Regions from separate parts of the Homo sapiens genome. Here region 2 is linked to region 1. Evidence: read pairs that join two places in POLR2A ChIA-PET (ENCODE). Cell type or tissue: GM12878. All regions are shown on one strand. Each heading gives the region's core, and the rest is flanking DNA. Links, peaks and the distances in the headings are about the cores only.

What was found. Peaks named below come from ENCODE experiments on the same cell type or tissue, not always from the same donor. Only the 100,000 strongest peaks of a DNase experiment are listed, where the experiment ranks them.
Region 2: POLR2A ChIA-PET joins it to region 1 with 10 read pairs; 22 of 35 experiments call an interaction of 5 or more read pairs at or near these places.

Annotation. Positions count from the first base shown.
Region 1 is chr19:2,538,418-2,553,173 of GRCh38, forward strand. The region is part of intron 3 of GNG7 (G protein subunit gamma 7); the gene reads right to left. It also overlaps the pseudogene ELOCP28. Among named protein-coding and RNA genes, the nearest start is that of GADD45B, 70 kb to the left of the region's middle. RefSeq lists enhancers at 5,612-6,431, 6,432-7,250, 6,646-6,695, 6,776-6,825, 7,359-7,498 and 5 more and a silencer at 5,796-5,885. In GM12878, for the core only: no CTCF peak of the experiment used is centred there; a DNase peak (open chromatin) is centred at 6,679; H3K4me3 peaks cover 495 bases; H3K27ac peaks cover 842 bases.
Region 2 is chr19:2,592,579-2,607,334 of GRCh38, forward strand. The region is part of intron 2 of GNG7 (G protein subunit gamma 7); the gene reads right to left. It also overlaps the pseudogene RN7SL121P. Among named protein-coding and RNA genes, the nearest start is that of MIR7850, 31 kb to the right of the region's middle. RefSeq lists enhancers at 1-380, 10,713-11,479, 14,739-14,756. In GM12878, for the core only: no CTCF peak of the experiment used is centred there; a DNase peak (open chromatin) is centred at 6,513; H3K4me3 peaks cover 1,259 bases; H3K27ac peaks cover 1,789 bases.

The sequences.
Region 1 (14,756 bases), core at 5,652-8,151:
TTTGAGACCAGCCTGGGCAACATAGTGAGACCCCCGTCTCTGCAAAAAAAAAAAAAAAAAAAAATTAGCCTGGCATGGTGGTGCACACCTGTAGTTCCAGCTACCCGGGAGGCTGAGGCAGGAAGACTGCTTGAGCCCAGGAGTTGGAAGCTGAAGTGAGCTATGATTGCACCGCTGCACTCCAGCCTGGGCAACAGAGCAAGACCCTGTCTTTAAAAAAACACAATAGAAAGGCATGCATATATTTTACTTACAAGGTTCACTACTCTAACAGCTCCACTGAGATTCCTGAATTCCTCACTGCATTGGAAGTGCTGATGGCTTCAGACTTCCTAGATATATATATTTTTCTTTTTTTTCTTTTTTTTTGAGACGGAGTCTCACTCTGTCTCCCAGGCTGGAGTGCAGTGGCGCAATCTCAGCTCACTGCAAACTCTGCGTCCTGGGTTCAAGCCATTCTCCTGCCTCAACCTCCCGAGTAGCTGGGATTACAGGCGCCCGCCACCATGCCCGGCTAATTTTTTTTTGTATTTTTAGTAGAGACAGGGTTTCACCGTGTTAGCCAGGATGGTCTCGATCTCCTGACCTCATGATCTGCCCACCTCGGCCTCCCAAAGTGCTGGGATTACAGGCGTGAGCCACGGCACCCAGCCCTAGATTGTTAAATAAATTATAATAAACTGTTAACTAATTTAGGTATTTAATACTTGTAGTTTAGTTAGTAATTTTTCATATATTGCATGTTCCTGTAAACAAATGAACTATAAACTGCGTTGCAAAGCAGATTATCTTCTGTTTTTTCCTTGCATAGTAATCAGAATTGAAATTTGTTTGTGACGACAATAAATTAAGGATATTTTCACAAACTGAGAAATAAACATATATACCAACTTTTTTTTTTTTTTTGGATGGTGTTTCCCTCTTGTCACCCAGGCTGGAGTACAAAGGCGTGATCTCGGCTCACTGCAACCTTTGCTTCCTGATTCAAGCGATTCTCCTGCCTCAGCCTCCCGAGCAGCTGGGATTACAGGTGTCCGCCACCACGCCTGGCTAATTTTTGTATTTTTAGTAGAGACGGGGTTTCACCATGTTGGCCAGGCTGGTCTCGAACTCCTGAACTCAGGTGATCTGCCCGCCTCGGCCTCCCAAAGCGCTGGGATTACAGGCGGGAGACACTGCGCCCGGCCATAAGCTCAATTTTAGACACATACGATATCCAATGGGGGATGGACACACACCTGACACGGTCCCAGTGGAGCCCTGAATGGACCTCTGTGCTGGAGGCTGGGTGTCGTCCCTCCCCCAGCTGCCCTGTCTCATTGGCCAAAGGGTTTAGGGAGAACAACCTAGAGGCCTTGCTCATCCAGTGGCCTAAAGTTCTGCATTCTAAATACACACCATCGCAGGAACTCACACCTCTCCTTTCTCCTTCCTGCCTCCCTCCCTTCTTCTTTCTCTCTCCCTCTCCTTCCTTCCTTCCTCCTTCCCTCCCTCCCTCTTTCTCTTTCTTTCTTCTCTCTCCCTCTCCTTCCTGCCTTCCTTCCTTCCTCCCTCCCTCCTTCTCTCTCTCTTTCCTTCCTTTTTTCTTTCTTCTTTCTTTCTCTTTCTCTCTGGCTCTCCCTCCCTCCCTCCCTCCCTTCCTTCCCTCCTCCCTCCCTCTCTCTCTCTCTCTGTTTCTTTCTCAATTTCTTTCTTTTCTTTTCTCCTTCCTTCCTTCCGTCTCTCTCTCTCTTTCTTTCTTTTTCTTCTCTGAGAAGGGGTCTTACTCTGTTGCCCAGGCTAGAGTACAGTAGTGTGATCCCACCTCACTGAAAACTTGAACTCCTGGGCCTAAGCCGTTCTCCTGCCCCAGCCTCCCAAGTAGCTGGGACCACAGGCACACACCACCATGCCCCCCTAATTTTTTAATTTTTTGTAGAGATGGGGGTCTCACTATGTTGTCCAGGCTGGTTTTGATCTCCTGGCCTCCGGTGATCCTCCTGCCTCAGCCTCCCAAAGTGCTGGGATTACAGACGGAGCCTCCACACTCGGCCTGTGCTCTAAGACTGATTCTTGCCGGGACCCTTAGCCCGACGGCGTGCCCAGCCTGTGCAGAGGGTGGGTGCGTGGGCCCCTGCTCGGGGGTGGGTGGGCTGAATCCAGGTGTCCTGGGCTGTAAAGCCAAGAAGCAGACAGCAGGCCTGGGGTGGTTGGAGATTTTGCGGGGACCCTGGGGGCGCTGAGGCTGGAGCATCCCGAGAAGTCCAAACCTGCCTGGCCTGTCTCTGCCGAGCAGACAGCGAGGCCCGCCGGGCAGCGGGACAGACTGGCTTCCCTCCTCCCGGGGAGACCTGCCGGAGCAAACCCAGCTCCTTTTTTAGGTCTGTGATGCCACGGCCACTCTTGGAGGTGTTTTCCAGCTGCACAGGAAGCCGTGACAGCGAGACCCAGAGAGGCTGGCGGTGGCTCTGAATTCCAAGCATAGTTCTCATAGTTGGGAAAGTGCCACTCCCGGCTCGATAAACCGACCAGGAGCCGCCGCCGCCAGGGCCATCTTCTCACCAGCAGGGAGAGAGCATGCAGCCGGTGGAGGCTTCTGAGAGCTGGCCGGGGCGGCCTGCGTAAAAGGACAGGAATGTCAAGAATGCACCCGGCCTGGCAGAGACAGGGACTTTACCGAGCGGCTCCTGGGCCTGGCGGCCAGAGAGGCGAGGGAGCGGGAGCTACCGAGGGTTCCTCCATCGGCAGGGAAGGTCCTGAGTCCCCCAGACCCTGTTAAAAGAGGCTGATCAGGTTGGGTGCGGTGGCTCGTGCCTGTAATCCCAGCACTTTGGGAGGCTGAGTCAGGAGAATTGCTTGAGGCCAGGAGTTCAAAGCCAGCCTGGGGCAACACAGTGAGACCCTGTCTCTAAAATAAAAAAATAAAAATAAATGTTCTTGGGGAAGCGAAGCCGAATTTCAGGAGAACATAATGAGGGTGCAGTGAGCTGGGATGGCACCACTGCACTCCAGCCTGGGCAATACAGCGAGACCCTGCCTCTAAGTAAAAAAATCAAGGCCGGGGGCAGTGGCTCACGCCTGTAATCCCAGCAGGTTGGGAGGCCGAGGTGGGTGGATCACGAGGTCAGGAGTTCGAGACCAGCCTGGCCAAGATGGTGAAACCCCGTCTCTACTAAAAATACAAAAAACAAAAAAATTAGCCTGGCATGGTGGTGGGCACCTGTAATCCCAGCTACTCAGGAGGCTGAGGCAGGAGAATCGCTTGAACCTGGGAGGCGGAGGTTGCAGTGAGCCGAGATCACGCCACTGCACTCTAGCCTGGGCGACACAGCAAGACTCCATCAAAAAAAAAAAAAAAAATTAAAAGGTAAGCTGGGTGTGGTCGCACAAGCCTGTAGTCTCAGCTACTCCGGGAGGCTGAGGCGGGAGGATGGCTTGAGGCCAGGAGTTTGAGGTTGCAGTGAGCTAGGGTTTCACCATTGCACTCCAGACTGGGGGACAAAGTGAGACTCTGTCTCAAGAAAATAAAAATAAAATAAGAAAGGCTGATCAGGGCCGAGGGCTGAGATGGGAAGAAATGGTGCTTCTGTACCCAGTGCTGCTGGGCCTCCTGTCTGGGGCTGGCTGCAGGGCGGCCCTTCCAAAGAGCTCCCTGTGGCAGGTGCACAGTCGGGCCTTGGCTAGGCTCATGGGAGGCAGCGCTGTGTGTTCTTTTTTTTTTTTTTTTTTTTTTTTTGAGATGGAGTCTTGCTCTGTCACCCAGGCTGGAGTGCAATGGCGTGATCTCGGCTCACCGCAACCTCCGCCTCCCAGGTTCAAGTGATTCTCCTGCCTCAGCCTCCCGAGTAACTGCGATTACAGGCGCTCACAACCACATCCAGCTAACTTTTGTATTTTTTAGTCGAGACGGGGTTTCACCATGTTGCCCAGGCTGGTCTTGAACTCCTGGCCTCAAGCAATCCACCCACCGCGGCCTCCCAAAGTGCTGGGATTACAGGTGCGAGTCACCGCGCCTGGCCTGGGGTGGGTTTTTTCATTTGTGCACTGAATGTTTATTACTGACAGCCAGCAAGGAAAGGGGGACTGCGCCCTACGACTGCAAGGAAGTGAATTCAGGAAGAACCTGAATGAGCTGGGGACGACAACTGGAAGCTTCGCGTCAGACAGCAGGCGGCTCACGTTTCAGTTTCAGCCTGGGAGACCCTGGGCAGAGGACGTCATTGCACCATGACCTCCAGAACTGTAAGCTCAGGCAGGCGTGTTGCTCTAAGCCACCACATATGCAGTAGTTTCTTATGCAGTGTAAGGAGCTGATACGCAAGGCCAGGATGGGACTGGTTGGGGTCTCCAGGCTGGAGGGCCCCCCGGTGAGCAGGCATGGGGTCCCACAGCCCAGGACAGCTTCAGCTCTTATTTGCCATCTGCTGCTGCTAGGTGTTAGACGCTGGACTGAGCATGCTGCACACATCATCTCTGCTGTTTTCCTTTTTTTTTTTTTTTTTTGGTGGTTTTTGTTTTGTTTTGTTTTGTTTTTGAGGCAGAGTCTCGCTCTGTCACCCAGGCTGGAGTGCAATGACGCCATCTCGGCTCCCTGCAACCTCCGCCTCCCAGGTTCAAGTGATTCTCCTGCCTCAGTCTCCCGAGTAGCTGGGATTACAGGCATCCACCACCACACCAGGCTTATTTTTTATTTTTATTTTTTTGTAGAGACAGGGTTTCACCATGTTGGCCAGGCTGGTCTCAAACTCCTGATCTCAAGTGATCCACCTGCCTTGGCCTCCCAAAGTCCTGGGATTCCATGTATGAGACGCCGTGCCTGGCCTCCTTTTTTTTTTTTTTTTTGACACAGGGTCTTGCTCTGTCACCCAGGCTGGAGTGCAGTGGTGCAATCACAGCTCACTGCAGCCTTGACCTCCTGGCCTCCAGAGATCCTCCCACCTCAGCCTTCTGAGTAGCTGGGACTACAGGTGTGCACCACCATGCCCGGCTAATTTTTAATATTTTTTCTTTTAGAGCTGGGGCCTCACCGTATTGCTCAGGCCAGTCTCAAACTCCTGGGCTCAAGCAATCCCTCTGCTTCGGCCTCCCAAAGTGCTAGGATCCCGGGCATGAACCCCCGCTCCCGGCCTGCAATTTTTCTTTTCACAGCCCTGAGATGAGGGTGCAGCATTAAAACCCGTGCAGAGGGTGGCTGCTTCTCCATGAGCCGAGCAAACCGTCCTCCCATGGCTGCTTCCTGTAAACCGGCTCCTAAGGCCAGCGGGCGTTTGCTCTCCTGACGGCACAGGAAGTCAGGCTCAGCGAATTCCAGCTCAGAGCGGGCTCTGGCGGCTTCCAGGCAGCTCCACAATGAGGCGGCTGCGCTTTTCCAGTCTGCTCATCAAAGCAGAGCCAGCCTTGTGTGGCGCGGCGTGCCGGGGTGAGTCAGCCCCGGGGGAAGGTGGCCTTGAAGGCGGGAGGGGCGGCCGGCCTGCAGCAGCAACGTGAGAACAGAAGCAACCTTCATCTGGCTCTAAAACTTCCAGAACCAGTAGCTTTATAGCTCGCAGAGCTCCTGGACTCTTTCCTCCTGGGGGTCTGGCAATCCCCCACCTCTCACCCCTCCAAACCTCTGCCTGCCTCGAAAAAGGAAAGAAAAATAAACCCCAAGCAACAAAACCAGCAACCAGATTTGGCAGGAGGGGAGACAATGCTTGGAGTGGAAACGTCAGCCCTTCCCCGTGGAGGGATGACTGCTTCTGAGAACACAGTGTTCAGAGACAAGAGAGACAGGGTGTTATGTTTAGAGAGGAAAAGATCCAAACCCAAACAAAATGGAACAGTAGTTTGGGAGAGAAGAGAAGGCTCCGAGGCACTGTGAGGAACAAGTCGCCTTCGTACAGTGGCTGGGGCAGCTGGGTTTGCAGAGAGCTGTGTCCCTGGGCACCTGCGTCAATGTGCACATCTGCACGCCTGCTGTGGGCACGAGGGCCTCAGCCATGAGCACCCCCGGGAGCCATGAGGACCTCAGTGCATCTCACAGAAGCCCCTGAGGACAGTGTGCAGTGGCGCGATCTCGGCTCACTGCAACCTCCGCCTCCCGGGTTCAGGAGATTCTCCTGCCTCAGCCTCCTGAGTAGCTGGGGTTATAGGCGCCCCCCACCCCCACCACGCCCAGCTAATTTTTGCATTTTTAGTAGAGATGGGGTTTCACCATGTTGGCCAGGTTGGTCTCAAACTCCTGACCTCAGGTGATCTGCCCACCTTGGCCTCTCAAAGTGCTGGGATTTTAGGCATGAGCCACCGTGCTGGGCCAACAGTGGCTCTTAATTGGGGGGGTGGGTGATTCAGCCCCGCCAGGAAACCCTGGGCGATGCCTGAGACATCTGTGGTTGTCGGGGTTGGGGGAGCTCCTGGCATGGAGTGGGTGGAGGCCAGGGGCGCTGCTCAGCAACCGTAAGTGCCCAGCACAGCCTCACCCCAGAGAAGGATCTTACCCCACTGTCCACAGTGCTGAGGGAGAAGACCCTGAGTTAATTATTTGGGGAAAATGGGGTTCAATCCCTACCCACACTAGAATAAGCTCCCAACGGGATGGATGGTGTGAACCAGGGGGACCCCCAACTCCTGGGATTCACCTCCTCTCTCCCTCCCAGCTCGGTGTGGATTTCATTGTGTGCAGCCTCCTGGGACCTCAGCACAGCAGAGGATCATGGGACGCAGAGTCTCTTGGGGGTCCGTGGAATCCCCTATCCCTGGGGGTTTCACCTAGAGGTAATTCCGTCCCCCAGGGGACCCTGGGCGCTGTCTGGCGACATCTGTGGTTGTCGTAACTGGGGGGTGCTCCTGGCATGGAGTGGGTGGAGGCCAGGGATACTGCTCAGCACCCTGCAGTGCCCAGGACAGGCCCACCTCAGAGAACAATCTGGCCGCCATGTCTACAGTGCCTAGGGGACCCTGGTTTAGACTCTGCAGAAAGGTGCACACATAGGCCGGGCACGGTGGCTTATGCCTGTATTTCCAGCACTTTGGGAGACCGAGGCGGGCGGATCACTTGACGTCAGGGGTTCGAGACCAGCCTGGTCAACATAGTGAAACCCCATCTCTACTAAAAAAAAAATCAAAATTAGCTGGGCATGGTAGCGCATGCCTGTAATCCCAGCTACTCAGGAGGCTGAGGCAGGAGAATTGCCTGAACCTGGGAGGCAGAGGTTGCAGTGAGCCAAGATTGCGCCACTATACTCCAGCCTAAGCAACAAGAGCGAAACTGTCTTAAAAAAAAAAAAAAAAAAAAAAGGCCAGGTGCAGTGGCTCATGCCTGTAATACCAGCACTTTGGGAGGCTGAGGTGGGTGGATCACCTGAGATCAGGAGTTTGAGACCAGCCTGGCCAACACGGTGAAACCCCCTCTCTACTAAAAATACAAAAAAATTAGCCGTGAGTGGTGGTGGGCACCTGTAATGCCACTACTCAGGAGTCTGAGGCAGGAGAATTGCTTGAACCCGGGAGGTAAAGGTTGCGGTGAGCCAAAATCGCGCCACTGCACTCCAGCCTGGGCAACGGAGCGAGACTCTGCCTCAAAAACAAAACAAAACAAAACAAAACAAACAAACGAAAAAGAAAGGTGCACACAGCTTCCAGAGCGGACACAGGGCATCAGGGTGAGAAGGCACAGGGCAACGATCAGGCGTTGATGTGTCCCCTGGCAGCTGGGATGCAGGCCCCCCACGGCCTGCCATGTTCTCACCAGGACGCCAAAGAGGGGACCCACGCAGAGCCCGGGGAGCCCGACTGAAATGGAAACTTCAATACAAGAGACAGGTCTGAGACTGGCCACACCTGCTGCCCGCTCCACAGAACCCCAGGGCCCCCTCAGCAACCAGGGTCTGCATGCAGAGACCCTGCACCCAGCGTGGGCACCCACCCTGCACCTGCAGCCTCTCCAGGGCCAGGTCGCCCAGCAGGGCCTGGGAGGGCGGCTGTGTGTGGGGCCTTCCGTGCCAGCTCTGACCGTTGGTGGCTCTGTGACCTCAAGGCAGGGCCGTGGGGCCCAGGGCTGCGGGCGGGAGGGCCTCTGCCACATGGAAGGGAGGGCCGCACTGGCTGGAAAATAGTGCCTTGTGACTGTCCCTGTCAGTGTGGGCCCTTTGCTCTCAGGCTAAATCGGTCCCCGGGGCAGCTATATTTAGAAGGGGCTAAAGAGAGGGAATGAATGAGGTGCCCACGAGAAAGTGAAAAATAGACCAGCGGGGCAGGTCCCGCCGCTGCCTTCAGCCGGAGCTTGGAGCCTAAGAATGAGCCGGCTTGTTCAGACAAAGAGGCCGCGACGACAGAGGGTGACGCGCCGCCAGTGTGGGTTTGGTCGCCGCGGTGACGGGAGCAGGAGAAAAGAAAAGCTGCTCTCTGTCCACCCGGCGGTGGGGTCGGCGGGGGCGGGGGATGACCACGGTCATGTGAGAGTTTGCAAGCCCGGGAACCGGGGCCGGGCCAGGACACTGAACCCCGTGGCTCCTGTCACTCCAGTTCTGGGCTTCCCGGCTGAGGAAATGCTGTCACCCTGGCCCCGGGCCAGGGCAAGGGGCAGCGCCGGCCTCGTGACGGTGGTGCTCGGGAGCTGAAGGGCAGGAGGGTTAGGAAGAGAACAGAGGGCAGTACCGGGCCTTCCCACCTCAGCACAGGTGGGTCTTTCTCCACGCATGCCCCCCCCCCAGAAAACTCCTACACATCCTGCAAAGCCCCACCGATGTCATCCCCTCTGAGAAGCCCCTGATTGCAACCATCTATGCACAGCCAGGCTGCACTAAAACCCCTTCTCCGCACACTGGCAGCTCCCTGGACGTTCGTTGTGTCCTGTGACATTGTGGCTGCTGCACACGACCCATGTTTCTCATCTCACAGCTCTGGGCTCAGAGTCCAACATGGGCCTCACTGGTTTAAAATCAAGGCACAGGCAGGGCTGGTCCCTCCTGGAGGCTCCAGGGGAGAATCTCTTTCCCGCCTTTCGCCTAGAGGTGCCCGTATCCCTCGGCTCGGGACCCTTCCTCCCCCTTCACAGACACAGCACAGCCTCTTCAGTCTCTCTCTGACTCTCACCCTCCTGCCTCCTCTCGTGAGGATCCTGTGAGGTCACTGCGCCCCCCCACCCCGGATCATCCACGGTGGTGCTCTCATGACTCAGGTGGTCCTTCACTCAATCCCACCTGCAGAGTCCCTTTTTCCATGTGTGGTGACACAGCCACAGCTCCCAGGGATTAGGACATGGATGTCTTTGAGGCCTTTGTTCTGCCAACCCCAGCACATCCCAGACACTGGGTACCAAAGATGCCACTTGGATGGAAGGGGCTGGAGGCCATGGTGCAGGGAGTTCACAAAGGGTGTTACTTCCTGGAACCCACTCTGTTCCCAGGGCCGATCTCCTTCCCAGGACAGAGGCTCCCAGGCCCAGGCAGCCCTCGGATGTGAAGTGCCTGCCCCACCTCCATCCATAGCAGGTGCTGCTGCTGTGCATGGGCACACGTGGCCTGGTAGGCCCACCCCTCTGGGCTCTGCAGCAGGGGCCGGCCCGTCCGGGCACACACATGGCCAAGGATGGACCTCGAGCCTGGGGTTCTCTGCTGTGGCCCGTGGGCTCCAGGTCACATCATCAGAATGGCTAGAGGTCACCAGTATCATGTGTGACATCTCCAGGGCCACCCCACTCCAGCCCTGGTGTTGTTAGAAAGTCCCGGAAAACTACAGGCCCAGGGAGCTTCTCCCTGAGGGCTAGGGATCATTACGGATGTTTTCATGTTAACAATGGAAAACAAAAATCAAAAAACAAAAACCAGGTATGGTGGCTCACGCCTGTAATCCCAGCACTTTGGGAGGCCGAGGAGGGCGGATTGCCTGAGCTCAGGAGTTCGAGACCAGCCTGGGCAACGTGGTGAAACCTGGTCTCTACTAAAATACAAAAGAAATTTGCTGGGTGTGGTGGCGGGCGCCTGTAATCCCAGCTACTCGGGAGGCTAAGGCAGGAGAATGCCGTGAACTCGGGAGGCGGAGGTTGCAGTGGGTTGAGATCGCGCCATTGCACTCCAGCCCGGGCGACAGAGCGAGGCTCTGTCTGGAAAAAAAAAAAAAAAAAAAAAACCTAGCCAGGCCCAGTGGCTCACACCTGTAATCCCAGCACTTTGGGTGGCTGAGGTGTGTGGCTCACTTGAGGTCAGGAGTTCGATACCAGCCTGGCCAACGTGGTGAAACCCCATCTCTACTAAAAATACAAAAATTAGCCGGGCCTGGTGGCGCTCGTCTGAAATTCCAGCTACTCGGGAGGCTGAGGCAGAAGAATCGCTTGAACCCACGTGGCGGAGGTCGCAGTGAGCCAAGATCGTGCCACTACACTCCAGCCTGGGTGCAGAGCGAGACTCTGTCTCAAAAAACAAAACACAACAAAACAAACAAACAAACAGCGACAACCCCCTCTCAAGAATAATCTGACCCTAATGTCAGAGATGCTGATACCCAGAGACCCTGGTCGAAGGGATGTTCCAGCCAGGAGCGGCTTTCTCGTGAACTGTGCATGTTGTTTGCATCCCGACAGGTTCAAGTGACAAAGCTGGGCAGGCTGAGGCCACCAAAGGGTTTCCTGGGTCCCTGTTCCTGCCACACACCTTGAATCCTCAATGCCAAGGCAACTGCAAACCCGAGGGACCCCAGGGGGGACACTAGGTCTGGACATGAAGGTTTGGCAGCAAACTGTCAGGACCCCCGGAGAGAACCCTGACTCCTGTGCCAACCCAACTGTGTCTGGCTCAACGCTCGACGCTCAAACACAGCAAACGGCAAGAAGGCAAGTCCAGGATATACGTTTTGGCAAAAATGGCAGCCGTGGGGGTGGAGGTGGAGGAGGACATGCACGGAGGGCTTAAACAGGGCTGTGTTTTTTTTTTTTTCTTTTAGATGGAGTCTCACTCTGTCACCCAGGTTGGAGTGCAGTGGCGGATCTCGGCTCACTGCAAACTCCACCCCCTGGGTTCAAGCAATTCTCTGCCTCAGCCTCCTGAGTAGCTGAGATTACAGGCGCCCGCCACCGCACCCGGCTAATTTTTGTATTTTTAGTAGAGACGGGGTTTCACTATCTTGGCCAGGCTGGTCTTGAACTCCTGACCTTGTGATCCACGTGTCTCGGCCTCCCAAAGTGCTGGGATGACAGACGTGAGCCACCGCACTGGCCGGGGCTGTGTTTTCATCTGGAGGTTTGCACGGGGCCGGGGCATTGTAAGGCTAAGCATGGGAATTTCAGTCTCTCCCCCAGAACCTTCTGGAGAGACACCACTGCAGCTACCACCGCTGCAGCTACCAGGCACCAGCTGACCAGGAGGGAGGAAACACAAGGCTGCTGTGTCTGGGGTCAGCCAGCAGGCCGGGGGTGAGGGCGGGGGTGACAGGGGAGCCAGCACACTTGTTGTGCACAAAGTTCCTTGTGACAGTGAGTTCGTCTTGGCCTCTGTCCCAAGATGAGGTTTTGATGACACGCATGGAATTTCTAACAATGAAATGGAGTGTGTGGTTTTGCTCACGCTTACATCCCCTTTTCTTGTCTATCCAAATTCCATTACGCCTTTTCTTGCTAATGCAGAAACACGGCCAAATCCTGGGCTGCCCCAGGAAGTGCCGAGGCCTCTTTCCGCTCTCAGTGGAAAAGGGAAATGTGGCTGCCTTGGGTCTGGGGTGCCCTGATTCTCAGAATCCCTGTGGGATGGGGAAAGAGTGTTTGGGTTGAGACTGGCTCACAGGAAGTGGGTAGAATGCAGCAGAAGGAGCGGCTGGGAGGCACTCTCTCATCCAGCCCCCGTGGCGACCCTCCTTGCTGGCTTATTTTGAGACGGAGTCTTGCTCTGTCGCCGAGGCTGGAGTGCAGTGGCGCAATCTCGGCTCACTGCAACCTCCGCCTCCCGGGTTCAAGCGATTCTCCTGCCTCAGCCTCCTGAGTAGCTGGTAGCTGGGATTACAGGCATCCAACACCAAGCCCGGCTAATTTTTTTATTTTTTGGTAGAGTCGCGGTTTCACCATGTTGTTCAGGCTGGCCTTGAACTCCTGACCTCAAGTGATCTCCGCCCACCTCAGCCTCCCAAAGTGCTGCGATTACAGGCAGGAGCCACCGCTCCCGGCCACCTCTGCTCACCTCCTCACCAAGCCCCAGCTTCTGTGACTGTCCCCCAGGGAGAGTGACCATGGCCCTGCTGGGCTCTGAGGGGCTTGTGCAGATGAGCAGGTGGCCTACACAGCCTGAGGGACCACCAGCTGCTCTGTGGCAAGTCTCGTGACTCCAATCCCGCTCTGCCTCTGGCCAGCCCCCGGGCCTTGCCACATCTTTTGGTTGCCGAGCCTCAGTTTCCCCACCTATAAAATGGGGACAATGAGCCCTGCTCCCCAGGGATCCTAGGAGAACTAAAGGAATTGGAGCAGTGGACCTGGCCTGCAGGGGGCACGGGAGAGGTATCTGCTGAGTCGCTGAGTAGGGGGAGCTGAGGATCAGGGAGGCGTCAGTGGTGGGGATGGCCCGGCTGCTGGGAACAGGGCCAGGGGACTTAGCCAGGGCCCGACGAGAGCTGCCTGATGTCATTGCTGGAGCCTCTTGTCATCCCTCCCAGCAGATGCTGCAGCATAGGGACCTAATCCCCACGGCACGTGGCCACATGGCTGGCAGCTTGAGCTTGCGGCCTGGAGACACCTGAGCCTTGCCCAGGCAGCTCCGTGCCACCTGCCGTCCAGCCACGCTGCCATCAGCCAGCACTTGTGTGTCCCAGAGGACGGGGCTCAGGGCAGGCTCCAGGGACCTCACCCTGGCCGTTTGACCTCCAGCAAAGGAGGTCTGGTCTCCCGGTCAGAAAACAGGAGAGAGGGCAGGGACTTCTCCATGGAGAATATATTCATGGAGAAGGACGTAAAAGGATCCAGACCAGACACCACGGGCACATGCGACCCCTCGGCCATCGGCCAGGTTTTAAATCATCACTGTCTTCGTCGTCATCCTGAGTGTCATTTGTGTGGGGGCCGGGACTAGGGTGAGGCCATGCGGCACTCACCTTGGGGGCAAAATCTAGGGAACGCCAAAAAGCCCTGCCGTGCTGGTAAATTATATTTTCATACAATCTTTTATTATTTATATAAAAATATATTTATATGTATTTATTAATATATATTTATCTATTATCTATAATATATAAATATGCATTTATAAATATATAAACAAATATATATTTATAAATATATAAAAACACATATACATATTTATAAATAAAATATATATTTAAAAAATATATATATATACACACACATATTTTGAGACAGAGTCTCGCTCTGGCCCCCAGGCTGGAGTGCAACGGCACGATCTCAGCTCACTGCAACCTCTGCCTCCCGGGCTCAAGTGAGTTTTCTGCCTCAGCCTCCCAAGTAGCTGGGATTACAGGCATGCGTCACCACGCCCGGCTAATTTTTTTTATTTTCAGTAGAGATGGGGTTTTGCCATGTTGGCCAGTCTGGTCTCGAGCTTCTGACCTCAGGCGATCCACCCACCTTGACCTCCCAAAGTGCTGGGATTACAGGCGTGAGCCACGGCGCCTGACTGCTTGTGTGTTCACAGCTGCCCCCCAACGCTTGCATTCCCGCCTGAGCTCCGCCTCCTGTCCCATCAGCAGTGGCATCAGATTCTCATAGAAGCGTGAACCCAATTGTGAACTGTGCATGTAAGGGATCTTGGTTGCACGCTCCTTATGAGAATCTAATGCCTAATGGCCTCGACTGGCCAACATGATAAAACCCCATCTCTACTAAAAAATACAAAAAATCAGCCGGAAATTGCTTGAACCCAGGAGGCGGAGTTTGCAGTAAGCTAAGATCATGCCACTGCACTCCAGACTGGGCAACAGAGAGAGACTCTGTCTCAAAACAAGCAAACAGAAATAATCTAATGCCTGATGATCTGTCACTGTCTCCCATCACCTCCAGATGGGACCATCTAGTTTTTATTTGTTTGTTTGTTATTGAGACAGAGTCTCGCTCTGTTGCCGAGGCTGGAGTACAATGGTGCGATCTCGGCTCACTACAACCTCCGCCTCCCGGGTTCAAGCGATTCTCCTACCTCAGCCTCCCAAGTAGCTGGGACTACAGGTGCCCACCACCACGCCTGGCTAATTTTTGTATTTTTAGTAGAGATGAGGTTTCATCTTGTTGGTCAGGCTAGTCTCGAACTCCTGACCTCAAGTGATCCACCCGCCTCAGCCTCCCAAAATGCTGGGGTTATAGGCGTGAGCCACCACACCCAGCCCAGGGACCATCTAGTTGCAGGAAACAAGCTCCGGGCTCCCAGTGATCCCACATTATGGTGAGTTGTGGAATTATTTTATTATATATTACAATGTCATAATAACAGAAACAAAGTGCACAAAAAAAGTAATGCGTTTGAATCGTCCCCAAACCATCCTCCCGGCTCCACCCCCCCCACCTCCCCACTGTCTGTGGAAAAACTGTCTTCCACGAATCCACTCCCTGGGGCCAAAAAGGTTGAGGACTGCTGCCTTAAGGAACCAGAAAAGGAAGAACGAAGGCAGCCCCAAGCCAGCAGGAGGAAGGAAATTGTAAAGATCAGAGCAGCGATAAACGAGACAGAGATGAGAAAAACTGGCGAGTCGACGAAACCAAAAGTTGGTTCTTTGAAAAGAGCTAGGTGATTGACAAACCTCTAGCGGGGCTGACCAAAAGCAAAACCAAAAAAAAAAAAAAAAAGAGGAAATAAGATGCAGATAACTACACGCAG
Region 2 (14,756 bases), core at 5,450-7,949, 54 kb after region 1:
TTTTAAAAAGCATCCAGGTGTGCTGGTATGTGCCCATGGTCCCAGCTACTCAGGACGTTGAGGCAGAAGGATTGCTTGAGCCCAGGAGGTCGAGGCTCTAGTGAGCTATGATTGCATCGTTTCACTCCAGCCTGGGTGACAGAGCAACAAGGAGAGGGAAGGAAGGGGAGGGGAGGGGAGGGGGAGGGGAAGGAAGGAAGGAGAGGGAGGGAGGGAAGAGAGAAAGAAAGAAAGAAAGAGAGAGAGAGAGAGGGAGGGAGGGAGAGAGGGAGAGAGGCAGGGGAGAGGAGAAGGAAAAAAAGAAAGAAGAAAACGAAGGAAGGAAGGAAAGAAGGAAGGAAGGAGAGGGAGGGAAGGAAGGAAGGAAGGACGGAAGAAAGAAAGAAAGGGAGGGAGGGAGAGAGGGACGGAGGGAGGGGAAAGGAGAAGGGAAAAAAAGAAAGAAGAAAAGGAAGGAAGGAAAGAAGGAAGGAAGGAAGGAGAGGGAGGGAGGAAAAAAAAAGAAAAGAAAATGCATACTCTTTCTAACCAACAGCTGAGGTCACAAAAAAGTAAGAAAATCCAGCACAGACTAAAAACTTCAAAGAGGACAGGGCACCGGGTGGTGAGAAGTGGCCTGTGGCCACCCAGATTGAGGGGAGAGGCTTCTGGTCTTGGTCACCAACGGCCTGATGTTGTTCTTAATCTCTGCCTCTCTTAAAAATGTATAGTGGAAAATTCCTTTTTTAAAAAAAAAACTTGGAATGTTTGTCTTTATTTTGTGCTTTATATTTTCAAAGTGAAAAGAAATAGTATTGAGTCAATTTTTGTTTTTTAAAATATTCGTTCTATATATTTACAAGCCTTCAAGCTGCTCTAAAGATTTCAAAAGTATTAAGAGTAGGACTGGGCGTGGTGGCTCACACCTGTAATCCCAGCACTTTGGGAGGCTGAGGTAGGTGGATCACCTGAGGTCAGAAGTTCGAGACCAGCCCGGGCAACAAGGCGAAACCTCGTCTCTACTAAAAATACAAAAATTAGCCGGGCATGGGGGCGGCTGCCTGTAGTCCCAGCTACTAGGGGTGCTGAGGCAGGAGAATCGCTTGAACCTGGGACACGGAGCTTGCAGTGAGCCGAGATTGTGCCACTGCACTCCTGCCTGGGCAACAGAGTGAGACTCCATCTAAAAAAAAAAAAAAATTGCAAATACTTTTCCCGGGGTAGCACTTTTTTTTTTTTTTTAAACAATCCTTGGAGTTCTGTGGTCCATGCCATTTCCTTCTGTTTCAATGTTATATATGTTTTGATTACTATTGTGATGTTTTAAGTTTTCTGAAGCAAGCTGAGAGGCAGGCCGAAATATTTGATGCCAAAAAAAAAAAAAAACTTTCTTACCTCATTCACCCCAAACCTTCTCAAATCTGGATTAAATACTATACTTTAAAACAAACATGAGGTGCTTCTGAAGGGGAGGAAAATTTATTTCTCTGCTTTTCTATTATACAAGTTGTTTACAGAAACTGCAAATCAAGGCCGGGCACAGTGGCTCACGCCTGTAATCCCAGCGCTTTGGGAGGCCAAGACGGGCGGATCACCTGAGCTCAGGAGTTCGAGACCAGCCTGGCCAACATGGAGAAACCCCATCTCTACTAAAAATACAAAACACTTAGCTGGGTGTGGTGGTGGGCACCTGTAGTCCCAGCTACTTGGGAGGCTGAGGCAGGAGAATCGCTTGAACCTGGGAGGTAGAGGTTGCAGTGAGCCGAGATATCACACCACTGCACTCCAGCCTAGGCGACAGAGTGAGACTCCCTCAAGAAAGAAAGAAAGAAGGAAAGAAAGAAGGAGGGAAGGAAGGAAGGAAGGAAGGAAGGAAGGAAGGAAGGAAGGAGGAAGAAAGAAACTGCAAATTTAAAAAATTACATATAGTGGAAAATTTCAAACACAGCCTGAAGCACGCAGGCCAGGACGAGGTCTCTCTGAGTGTCGTCACCTCCTGCAACGGGAATTAACATTCTGCCCTTCTTCTGTTCTCACTTCTCTCTCCAGCTTTGCACGGGTATTTCACACAAATTCAAGACATCATATGACTTTGCCTGTAGAACCTTCAGAATGTTCTCTAATCACTGAAGCTTTCTGATTTCCCAACACAGAACCACCCAATCAAATTAACACTGTCTTATTATCAACTTGCTCCATGATTATCAACAATAATTTCCTGTTACCAATAACCAGCCTGTGACCCATTGTCCATGATTATCTCAAAAATGTCTTTAATGGCCCGGCGTGGTGGCTCACGTCTGTAATCCCAGCCCTTTGGGAGGCTGAGGCGAGCTGATTGCTTCAGGACAGGAGTTTGAGACCAGCCTGGGCAACATACCAAGACCTCATCTCTACAAAAAATACAAAAAAATTAGCTGGGCATGGTGGCACGTACCTGTAGTCCCAGCTATTTGAAAGGATGAGGTGGGAGGATCGCTTGAGCCCAGGTGGTCAAGGTTGCAGTGAACCATGATGGCACCACTGCACTCCAGCCTGGGCAACAGAGCGAGACCCTGTCTCAAAAGAAATTAAATTTTTTTTTTTTTGAGACGGAGTCTCACTCTGTTGCCCAGGCTGGAGTGCAGTGGCGTGATCTTGGCTCACTGCAACCTCCACCTCCCGGGTTCAAGCGATTCTCCTGCCTCAGCCTCCCAAGTAGCTGGCATTACAGGCGCCCGCCACCACGTCCGGCTAATTTTTGTATTTTTAGTAGAGACGGGGTTTTGCCATGTTGGTCAGGCCGGTCTTGAACTCCTGACCTCAGTTGATTGATCCACACACCTCAGCCTCCCAAAGTGCTGGGATTATAGGTGTGAGCCACCATGCCCGGCTGAAAGGAAATTAAATTTAAGGGCCGAGTGCAGTGGCTCATGCCTGTAATCCCAGCACTTTGGGAGGCCGAGGCGGGTGGATTGCCTGAGCTCAGGAGTTTGAGACCAGCCTGGGCAACATAGCAAAACTCCGTCTCTAGTAAAAATACAAAAAATTAGCCGGGCGTGGTGGCGGGTGCCTGTAATCCCAGCTACTCGGGAGGCTGAGGCAGGAGAATGGCGTGAACCCGGGAGGCGGAGCTTGCAGCGAGCCAAGATCGCACCACTGCACTCCAGCCTGGGCAACAGAGTGAGACTCTGTCTCAAAAAAAAAAAAAAAGAAATTAAATTTAAAAAGGTAAAAAGCAGCTCAGGACCGCCAATGTACAATGCACTCCATATGGCTGTACGTATCTATGTGAGTGTGCATGTGTAGGAAAAGTCTAGGGAGTTTCAGTGGTTAGACGACAATGACCAGGACAACTGTGTGAGCAGCACCTGTGTGGCACTGAGTCATCTCAGGCTCTCCACTCGGCTCTGTCCATCAACGACCGAATCCAGCTCTCACGGCGACTCTACGCTGCATGCTTGTTACTCTACTACAGAGGAGGAAGCAACGCTTACGAAAACCAAGGACCAGAAGAACTCACAATCAAAACTAGTGGGCGGCCGGGCGCGGTGGCTCATATCTGTAATCTCAGCACTTTGAGAGGCCGAGGCGGGCGGATCACCTGAGGTCAGGAGTTTGGGACCAGCATGGCCAACATGGTGAAACCCCATCTCTACTGAAAATACAAAAATTAGCCGGGTGCGGTGGTGCATGCCTGTAATCCCAGCTACTTGGGAGGCTGAGACAGGAGAATCGCTTGAACCCAGGAGGTGGAGGTTGCAGTGAGCTGAGATCGTGCCTCTGCACTGCAGCCTGGGCGACAGAGTGAGAGTCGGTCCCTAAAATTAAAATAAAAAATAGTAGGCAGGCCCAGCGCGGGGCTCACACCTGCAATCCCAGCACTTTGAAAGGCTGAGGCAGGAAAATCACTTGAGCCCAGGAGTTTCAGACCAGCCTGGGTAACATAGTGAGACCCCGTCTCAATTAAAATTAAAAAAAAATTAAGCAGGTGTAGTGATATCCACCTGTGGTCCCAGCTACTCAGGAGGTTGAGGTGGGAGGATCGCTTGAGTCCAAGAGGTTGAGGCTGTAGTGAGCCATGATTATGCCACTGCACTCCAGCCTGGGTGACAAAGTGAGACCCTGTCCCCCCCCCAAAAAAAAAAGTGGGCAAATATCGACCCAGTTGTTCTCCTTTCACGTTCTGCACTGATGATCAGTTCCCATCCACCCCACACTGTTAACAGTGGTTAATTCTGGGGAGTGAGATTTGTGATGAAGATGTCTCCATTCTCACTCCTGCAGTACGAGACTTCTTTACAAATATATTCTCAACAGGGTGAACATCAATTCTTGGGGAGATGAAAACAAATTTTACTTTTTTTATGGATTAAGCCCAGAAAACAGAACATAAACAGATACACAGTCTATCTATGATATTGAAATTTCACAGGTATAGGCTGGGCTCGGTGGCTCACACCTGCAATCCCAGCACTTTTGGAGGCTGAGGTGGGAAGATCACTTGAGGCCAGGAGTTCAAGATCATCCTGGACAACATAGCAAGACCCAATCTCTAGAAAGAATAAAAATTTAAAAATTATCCAGGCATGGTGGTGTGCACCTGTTATCCCAGCTTTGGTGACTGAGGCGGGAGGATTGCTTGAGCCTGGGAGTTGGAAGCTGCTGCAGGGAGCTGAGATGGCGTTACTGCACTCCAGCTTGAGTGACAGAGAAAGAAGATCCTGTCTCTAAGATAAAAACAAACAAAAACTCCATTATATAATAATGCTACTTGGGGCCAGTCACAGTGGCTCACGCCTGTAATCCTAACACTGTGGGAGGCCGAGGCAGGCGGATCACCTAAGGTCAGGAGTTTGAGACCAGCCTGGCCAACATGGTGAAACCCCGTGTCTACTAAAAATACAAAAATTAGCTGGGCGTGGTGGCGGGCACCTGTAATCTTAGCTACTCAGGAGGCTGAGGCAGGAGAATCGCTTGAACCCAGGAGGTGGAGGTTGCAGTGAGCCGAGATCACGCCACTGCACTCCAGCCTGGGTGACAAGAGCAAAACTCCTTCTCAAAAATAATAATAATAAGGCCGAGTGTGGTGGCTCACACCTGTAATCCCAGCACTTTGGGAGGCCGAGGTGGGTGGATCACGAGGTCAGCAGATCGAGACCATCCTGGCTAACACGGTGAAACCCCGTCTCTACTAAAAATACAAAAAATTAGCCAGGCGTGGTGGCGGGCGCCTGTAGTGCCAGCTACTCGGGAGGCTGAGGCAGGAGAATGGCGTGAACCCAGGAGGCAGAGCTTGCAGTGAGCCGAGATTGCGCCACTGCACTCCAGCCTGGGCAACAGAGTGAGACTCTGTTTCAAAAAAAAAAAAAAAAAAGAAATTAAATTTAGAAAGGTAAAAAGCAGCTCAGGACTGCCAATGTACAATGCGCTCCATATTGCTGTACGTATCTATGTGAGTGTGCATGTGTAGGAAAAGTCTAGGGAGTTTCAGTGGTTAGACGACAATGACCAGGACAACTGTGTGAGCAGCACCTGTGTGGCACTGAGTCATCTCAGGCTCTCCACTCGGCTCTGTCCATCAACGACCGAATCCAGCTCTCACGGCGACTCTACGCTGCATGCTTGTTACTCTACTACAGAGGAGGAAGCAACGCTTACGAAAACCAAGGACCAAAAGAACTCACAATCAAAACTAGTGGGCGGCCGGGCGCGGTGGCTCATATCTGTTAATCCCAGCACTTTGGGAGGCCAAGGTGGGCGGATCACCTGAGGTCAGGAGTTCGAGACCAGCCTGGCCAACATGGTGAAACCACATCTCTACTGAAAATACAGAATTGGCCGGGCGTGGTGGCTCACGCCTGTACTCCCAGCACTTTGGGAGGCCGAGGCGGGCGGATCACGAGGTCAGGAGATCGAGACCATCCTGGCTAACACGGTGAAACCCCATCTCTACTAAAAATACAAAAAATTAGCTGGGTGTGGTGGCGGGCGCCTGTAGTCCCAGCTACTCGGGAGGCTGAGGCAGGAGAATGGTGTGAACCCAGGAGGCAGAGCTTGCAGTGAGCTGAGATCGCGCCACTGCACTCCAGCCTGAGCGACAGAGCGAGACTCCGTCTCAAAAAAAATGAAAAGTAATAAAATAATAATAATAATAATAATAATAATAATAATAATAATAATAATAATGCTACTTGGGCATCTTCCGTCAAAAGAATCAGACATCGGGTGCATTTAAATCTCTTGCCACCGTTATTCTTTCTAAGGAGCCACTAGGAAAAGGATGTCTCAAAAGAAGGTGATCACGGAAAAAGAAAGCTTATGAAACACTGACTTCTGTAATCACGTTTTCAGTTGAAAGAAATGGAAACTGATCTAACTTCCAGCTCACCTCAAGCTGGAAAGAAGTCTAGTTTCTAGAAGCATCTCCAAAATTGGAAAGTGAAGTTTCTAGCATACAGTTCCACCGAGGGCCCATGATGAAGAGGGGGAGAGGCGGGCACGAGGCGAAGCGGGTGCCCCGCGCTCGGCTGGAAAAAGCCAATGTCACCGGGCTGTGCTATTTGCTTGTGGGAGGGACGCCTGGGGTGGGGGCGTGCCGCTGGTTGCTCCGCCGCAGACACCACGTGGTGCTTTTTGAACTGATCAGAGCCCCAGCCTGCCTGCTTTGCTGTCCCGGGCTGACCTCCGAAAACACCGCACTTTCCCCTCGCTGACTTGGTAGATGTCTGTCTGTCTGCTTGAGTATCTCGAAGATCTGAGGTTTCCATTCCAGCAGAATAAATACTAGGAGGGCCCACCCCTTCCTCCTCCCAGCCGAGGCTGGATGAATCCAAATAAACCCAGCTGGTGGGGAAGAGCATTTCTAGGACTTCGGCGGGAGAAAGCACCGCCCACCCGGGTGGGTTTCCAGGAGGTGGAGGTGCGGACCTGGGAGGGGGGCCCTCGGGCAGCCCTGCCATGCAGCCGCGTCACTCCGCCTGCCTGATGTCACAGGAGCTGGGGGAGTTTGGGTATTTCATGAAGCTGTTGAGTTATTGTGGCTTTGGTTTGTGACACCGGCGTTCAGGCACGGCCTAAAGGCAACATCAAAGACGGTGCATGAAAACCGGGGGTTAGGCCGGGCGCGGTGGCTCACGCCTGTAATCCCAGCACTTTGGGAGACCGAGGCAGGCGGATCACCTGCGGTCAGGAGTTCGAGACCAGCCTGGGCAATACGGCGAAACCCCGTCTCTACTAAAAATACAAAAATTAGCCGGGGGTGGTGGTGCTGGCCTGTGATCCCAGCTACTCAGGAGGCTGAGGCAGGAGAATCGCTTGAGCCCTGGAGGTGGAGGTTGCAGAGAGCTGAGATGGCGCCACCGCACTCCAGCCTGGGCAACAGAGCAAGACTCCATCTCAAAAAAAAAAAAAAATTAGATTGTGGTAATGGTTACACAACTCTGGATATTCTAAAAACCACTGAATTGTACACTTTAAAAAGTGAATTCTATGGCATGTAAAAATCTCAATAAAGCTGTCATATAAAATAAATATATATAAATATGATGCCAAAATATATACATAAATATGGTAATAAAAAATTAAGGCCCTTAAACAGCTTGTGTTTATGTAGATTTTAGCTATACTCCTGTTACAAGTTAACATAATCCCATTAAATATTTTTTTAAACCATATATTTTATATTAGGAGGATGACACGTTTAAGTGAAAAGTAACTATTTTTCAAAAAAAAAAAACATTGAGGGGAAATAGTGGCATTGTTTTACATTTTTGCAAATTTCTTTCATGTCTGGCTTAATAGAAGACAGCTGGATTCTTGTATAAGCCTCTGAGTTCAATCCACTGTGATATCAAACGTCATGCAACCTCTGAAAACTCCACCATCTGTGTGGGAGAGACTGGGAGGAAGGAGACCCAGAGTATCTTGGCATTTTTTTTTTTTTTTTTTTGTGAGATGGAGTCTCGCTCTGTCACCCAGGCTGGAGTGCAGTGGCGCAATCTCAGCTCACTTCAACCTCCGCCTCCTGGGTTCAAGTGATTCTCCTGCCTCAGCCTCCCAAGTAGCTGGGATTACAGGCGCCACCACCACACCTGGCTAATTTTTTTTTTTAATTTTTAGTAGAGACAGGGTTTCACCATGTTGGCCAGGCTGGTCTCGAACTCCTGAGCTCAGGTGATCCACCCACCTTGACCTCTCAAAGCGCTGGGATTACAGGTGTGAGCCACAGTGCCTGGCTTCTATCTTAGCAGTTTTGACCTAGTGGTCCCCCACCAAAAGGGTCTCAGAGACCAACCCCTGGGTGTCCCTGGACCACACTTTGAGAACTCCAATACACAGGTATTCTCTCTACTTCACAGAAGAGAAAATGCGATCCAAGATGGTAATAAACCTGCTCAAGTCCTCAAAGCTGAAAAGTACGGCTGAAGGAGAATAAAAAAGAGAAACATAAAGCAGTTGTGGTGGTGTGTGCCTGTGCTCCCAGCTACTTGGGAGGCTGAAGTGGTAGGATCGCTTGAGCCCGGGAGTTTGAGGCTGCAGTGAGCTAGGATCACGCCACTACACTCCAGCCTGGGTGACAAGGAGAGACCTCCCCCCCGCCACCATCTCCAAAAACAAATTATTACTTATGTAAAAAATAGAACTAAGGAAGGTTTGCTTGACTCCAAAGCTGTGTTCTTTGCATCCATTCTAGTTCCATCCAGATGGCCCGGGGTACAGCTGGGATGCCTGTTGTCCCTAAAAACCATGGGGCACAAGTAGGTAAACCCTAGAGTAGGTAACTCCTCAATTCAGCTCAACCACTATCTGACCAGCCTCCAGTTACCAGGCAGTGTGTTTCCCCAGCCATGTGGACTCAGTCCTGCCACGGCGCGGCTCGTGCCTATTGCAGATACATGTACATGCTTGCAATATACGTGTCTGTCTCCCCTGCTCTACAATGAGCTCCCCAGGAACAAGGACTGGGCAATTTTTTTTGGCTTCCTGTCTCCACTGTTTGGCAGCAGGAAAAGAGAGGTGCCTGAAGAAAGGGTAACAGAGCAATGCAATCCCCCGATGTCAGATTTTTATTGAGGAAAAGAAAGGCAGTGAAGGCCGGGCATGGTGGCTCACGTCTGTAATCCCAAGCACGTTGGGAGGCCGGGGCAGGAGGATCCCTTGAGCCCAGGAGTTCGAGACCAGCCTGAGCAACATGGCGAGACCCTGTCTTTATAAAAAAATTAGCCGGGCATGGTGGTGTGAGCCTGTAGTCCCAGCTACTAGGGAGGTTGAAGCGGGAGGCTCACTTAAGGAGGCTGAGGTTGCAGTGAGTTATGATTTCATCACTGCACTTCAGCCTGGGCCACAGAGTAAGACCCTGTCTCAGAAAGAAGAAAAGAGAAGACAGGGGAGGGGAGGGGAGGAGAGGAGAGGGGAGGAGAGCAGTGGAATCCCAGATGATCCTTCCAGAATCTGCAAGCAGCACTGTGGAGGCACCCTGGGGAAGAAAGTCTGCTAGGATCTGGAGAAGCACTAGAAGCCGGGCACAGTGGCTCACGCCTGTAATCCCAGCACTCTGGGAGGCCGAGATGGGCAGGTCACCTGAGGTCAGGAGTTCGAGACCAGCCTGGCCAACATGGTGAAACCCCGTCTCTACTAAAAATGCAAAAATTAGCCGGGCGTGGTGGTGCACGCCTGTAATCTCAGCTACTTGGGAGGCTGAGACAGGAGGATTGCTTGAACCCGGGAGGCAGAGGTTGCAGTGAGCTGAGATCGCGCCACTGCACTCCAGCCTGGGCGACAGAGCGAGACTCCGTCTCAAAACAACAACAGAAAAAGCAGCACTGAGGACTGGGCTGCGGGCTGCGTCCTCTGCAGGCCCTGGCTCCCCTGTACCCACCCCCTCCTGCACGCTTTTAAGCAGATCCAGCACTCCCTTCAGGGCGCTGGGGAGGAGCTGCCAGCAGACAGGAATGCGCTGTGCAGAAGCAGCAGGTTCTGCCAGCTCCTCCCGAGCCTGCAGGGAAATGCAGGCAGATCTGTGGCCTCGCACAGGCGGACAGACGGGCAGCAGGGATCTCCAACCGGGCCCCGGAGCACGAACCACTACGCAATCGTCACAGCATGTGCTACCTTCCGTGGTGTTCTGGGAATCTAAATCAATCCCATACGCTGGACAGCAAGCCAGAAACGGAAGCCAATCTCGGGCTGGGCAGAGGGCCACCCGGCCCTCCCCTCACCACCACCCCTCCCTTTTCCTTCAATCAGAATTGCCTTTTATAGGCAGGTTGATAGTTCACAGCTGGAAGGGGGCTCACTGCGGCTCTGCAAGGAAAGATGCGCTACCCACCCTTTTCTCTCTTTCTCTTTCTTTTTCTCTTTTTCTTTCTTTCTTTCTTTCTTTCTTTTTGTTTCTTCCTTTCTTCCTTTCTTTCTTTTCTTTCTCTTTCTTTCTTTCTCTCTCTCTTTCCTTCCTTCCTTTCTTTTCTTTCTCCCTTTCCTTTCCCCTTCCTTCCTTCCCTTTCTTTCTTTCTTTTTCTCTTTTCTGTTCTGTTCTGTTCTTTTTTTTGATGGAGTTTCGCTCTTGTTGCCCAGGCTGGAGCACAATAGCACAGTCTTGCCTCACTGAAACCTCCGCCTCCCGGGTTCAAGCGATCCTCCTGCCTCAGCCTCCCGAGTAGCTGGGATTACAGGTGCGCACCACCATGCCTGGCTAATTTTTGTATTTTTAGTAGAGACGGGGTTTCACCGTGTTAGCCAGGGTGATCTCGATCTCCTGACCTCGTGATCCACCCGCCTCGGCCTCCCAAAGTGCTAGGATTACAGGCGTGAGCCGCCGTGCCCGGCCTAAAGCTGTGTTCTTTCTGTTCCACAGGCTGCAGAGAGGGAGCTGATGCCAGAATGAGGGGGAACCCCCGGAGCTTCTCGCATCGGGTGGGACCGGCATCCGGTGAGACCGCGGTGGCTCTCTGGGGCTGAAAATTCCAAGCAGAGTAGCCCGAGGAATCCAGCCATCCCCGAGGGTTCAGAAATGCAAATCAGGGCTGTGTATTCACAGCCTGGACTGGAGATCGACCAAAAACTATGCAGGGCTCACCCTTGCGGGGCGGCGGCTAAATTTAGGAAACCAACCATCTGGAGAATGCAGGCATCAGAAGCCCCTGCAGCTAGGAGGATCATTTCAGTTCATTTTTATTCACTGTTCATAGATCTCCCAGTTTTTCCTAGCGTGTTCAAGCTGGAAAGGATTTCAGAGATTGTGTCACCTAGATTTATTTTACAGAAGGAGGAACTAAGCGTTTAAGGGAGAAGTGCCTGTTCTTTTATTATTATTATTATTATTTTATTTTTTGAGACAGAGTCTCGCTCTGTCACCCAGGCTGGAGTGCAGTGGTGCAATCTCGGCTCACTGCAAGCTCTGCCTCCTGGGTTCACGCCATTCTCCTGCCTCAGCCTCCTGAGTAGCTGGGACTACAGGCGCCCGCCACCACGCCCCGCTAATTTTTTGTATTTTTAGTAGAGACGGGGTTTCACTGTGTTAGCCAGGATGGTATCGATCTCTTGACCTCGTGATCCACCCGCCTCGGCCCCCCAAAGTGCTAGGATTACAGGCGTGAGCCACCGTGCCGGGTCTCGAGAAGTGCCTGTTTTAACACACTGAAAAGTGGTCTTAGCCAGGTGCAGCATAATATGCCCGTCTCCCAGCACTTTGGGAGGCCGAGGCAGGAGGATCGCTTGAGGCCAGGAGTTTGAGACCAGCCTGGGCAACATAGCAAGACCCCATCACTACAAAAAATAAAAATAAATTAGCCGGATGTGGTGGCGTGTGCTTGTGGTCCCAGCTACTCTGGAGGCTGAAGCAGGAGGATGGCTTGAACCAGGAAGTCGAGGCTGCAGTGAGCTAGGACTGCGCCACTGCACTCCAGCCTGGGCAACGGAGCAAGACCCTGCTTCAAAAAAAAAAAAAAATGAATGAAAGGAAGGAAGGAAGGAAGCGAGGGAGGGAGGGAGGGAGGGAGCGAGGGAGGGAAGGAAGGAAGGAAGCGAGGGACAGAGGGAGGAAAAAGAGAAAGTTTTCTGCCCTAGACACTCCAGCCTGGGCAACGGAGCAAGACCCTCCTTCAAAAAAAAAAAAAAAAAGAATGAATGGAAGGAAGGAAGGAAGGGAGGGAGTGGGGAGGGAGGGAGGGAAAAGAGAAAGTTTTCTGCCCTATTATGTGATTTTCACACCACCCCAAGTTCAAGAACAAAGTGTGGTTTGTTTGAATGCTTTTCCCAGACAGAGATGCAGGGCAGTGGCGAGAAGGAAACAATCCAGTGGCGGCTTCCCCTCTCTTAGAAGTATTAGGCCCAAGAAACCACCTGAAATCCTGGGATGAACTAGATTCTGTCGTTGGAGTCCAAGTCCTTTTGGCTGTCAGTATGAGTGGCTTGAAGCCGCTATAACAAGTCACACGGATCTGGTGGCTTAAAACAATGGAAATGGATTCTCTATGGCTCTGGAGGTCAGAAATCTAGATGTGGGCAAGGCCGTGCTCCCTCTGGAGGCTCCAGGGGAGGATCCTTCCTGCCTCCTCCAGCTTCTGGGGCCTCCAGGCATCCTCTGGCTTGAGCCCACATGGCTCCAGTCTCTGCCTCCATCTCCCCATGCCTTTCCTCATGTGTCAAATCTCACTGTTGTTTTTTTTGTTTGTTTTTTGAGACAAGGTCTCTCTCTGTTGCCCAGGTTGGAGTGCACCAGACACCATCTCGGCTCACTGCAACCTCCGCCTCCTGGGTTCAAGTGATTCTCCTGCCTCAGCCTCCTGAGTAGCTGGGACTACAGGCACCTGCCACCATGCCCAGCTAATTTTTGTATTATTAGTAGAGACGGGGTTTCACCATGTTGGCCAAACAGGTCTCAAACTTGTGGCCTCAAGTGATCCTCCTGCCTCAGCCTCCCAAAGTGCTGGGATTACAGGTGTGAGCCACCACACCTGGCCAAATCTCACTTTTTTTTTTTTTTTTTTTTTTTTGAGGCAGAGTCTTGCTTTGTTGCCCAGGCTGGAGTGCAGTGGCTTGATCTTGGCTTACTGCAACCTCTGCCTCCTCAGCTGAAGTGATTCTCCTGCCTCAGCCTCCCGAGTAGCTGGGATTACAGGCATGCGCCACCACACCCAGCTAATTTTTGTATTTTTAGTAGAGACGGGGTTTCACCATGTTGGCCAGCATGGTCTCGATCTCCTGACCTCGTGATCTGCCCGCCTTGGCCTCCCAAAGTGCTGGGATGACAGGTGTGAGCCACCGCAGCCTGCCAAAATCTCACTCTTATAAGGACATTTGTAATTGTTTAGGGTCCACCTGGAGAACCCAGGATAATCTGCCGTCTGAAGATCCTTCATGTGATCACTTCTGCGACCTCTTTGTCCTATAAGGGAAAATTCACAGGTTCCAGACATTTAGGAGCCAATATCTTTGGGGGCATTACTCACACGACATACAAAGTCTCTTTTCAGGGCAAACATAGATGCTCACAGGAAATGCCTCCATGCCCCGCAGTCGGGCAAGCTTCCAAGCAAGCAAGCCGCTTTTAAGAGTCAGGAAGAGGCTGGGTGGCTCACGCCCGTAATCCCAGCACTGTGGGAGGCCGAGGTGGGTGGATTGCTTGAGCCCAGGAGTTTGAGACCAGCCTGGGCAACATAGTGAGATCCCATCTCTACAAAAAATACAAAAATTAGCTGGGCGTGGTGGTGTGCACCTGTAGTCCTTGGGGGGCTGAGGTGGGAGGATCACTTGAGCCCAGGAGTTGGAGGCTACAGTGAGCCGAGATTGCACCACTGCACTCCAACCTGCGTGACAAAGTTAGACTCTGTTTCTGGCCAGGTGCAGTGGCTCATGCCTGTAATCCCAGCACTTTGGGAAACTGAGGTGGGCAGATCACCTGAGGTCAGGAGTTCGAGACCAGCCTGACCAACATGGAGAAACCCCATCTCTACTAAAAATACAAAAATTAGCTGGGTGTGGTGGTGCACGCCTGTAATCCCAGCTATTCAGGAGGCTGAGGCAGCAGAATCGCTTGAACCCGGGAGGTGGAGGTTGCGGTGAGCCAAGATTGTGCCACTGCACTCCAGCCTGGGCAACAAGAGTGAAACTCTGTCTCAAAAAAAAATAATTAATTAATTAATTAATTAATTAATTTAAAAAAAAAGTTAGACCCTGTCTCAAAAATAAAAAGTCAGGATGAGAGAAGGCAGCCAAGGCAAGGAAGACCAATAACATGCTCGGATGGTGCAGTCTCTTTGGAACATTCCAAAACTAAACTGAGAAGGTTCCCATTCTCGGTGATGACAAGTTTCTGGAACTAGATAGATAGTGCTGGTGTTTGCACGCAGTGTTCATGGAAATAATGCCATGGAGTTGCAAACTTTTGAACAGTAAACAAGGGCCGGGCACCGTGGCTCATGCCTGTAATCCCAGCACCTCAGGAGGCCGAGGCGGGGGGATCATTTGAGCCCAGGATTTTGAGACCAGCCTGGGCAACACAGCGAGACCCTGTCTCCACGAAAAATTTAAAAATTAGCTGGGCATGGTGGTGTGTGTCTGTAGTCCCAGCTACTCAAGAGGCTGAGGTGGGAGGATCACTTGAGCCCAGGAGGTTGAGGCTGCAGTGAGCTGTGATCGCACCACTGCACTCCAGCCTGGGCGACAGAGCAAGACCCTGTGTCAAAAAAAAAAAAGAAGGCCAGGTGTGGTGGCTCACACCTGTAATCCCAGCACTTTGGGAGGTCGAGGCAGGCAGATCATCTGAGGTCGGGAGTTCAAGACCAGCCTGGCCAACA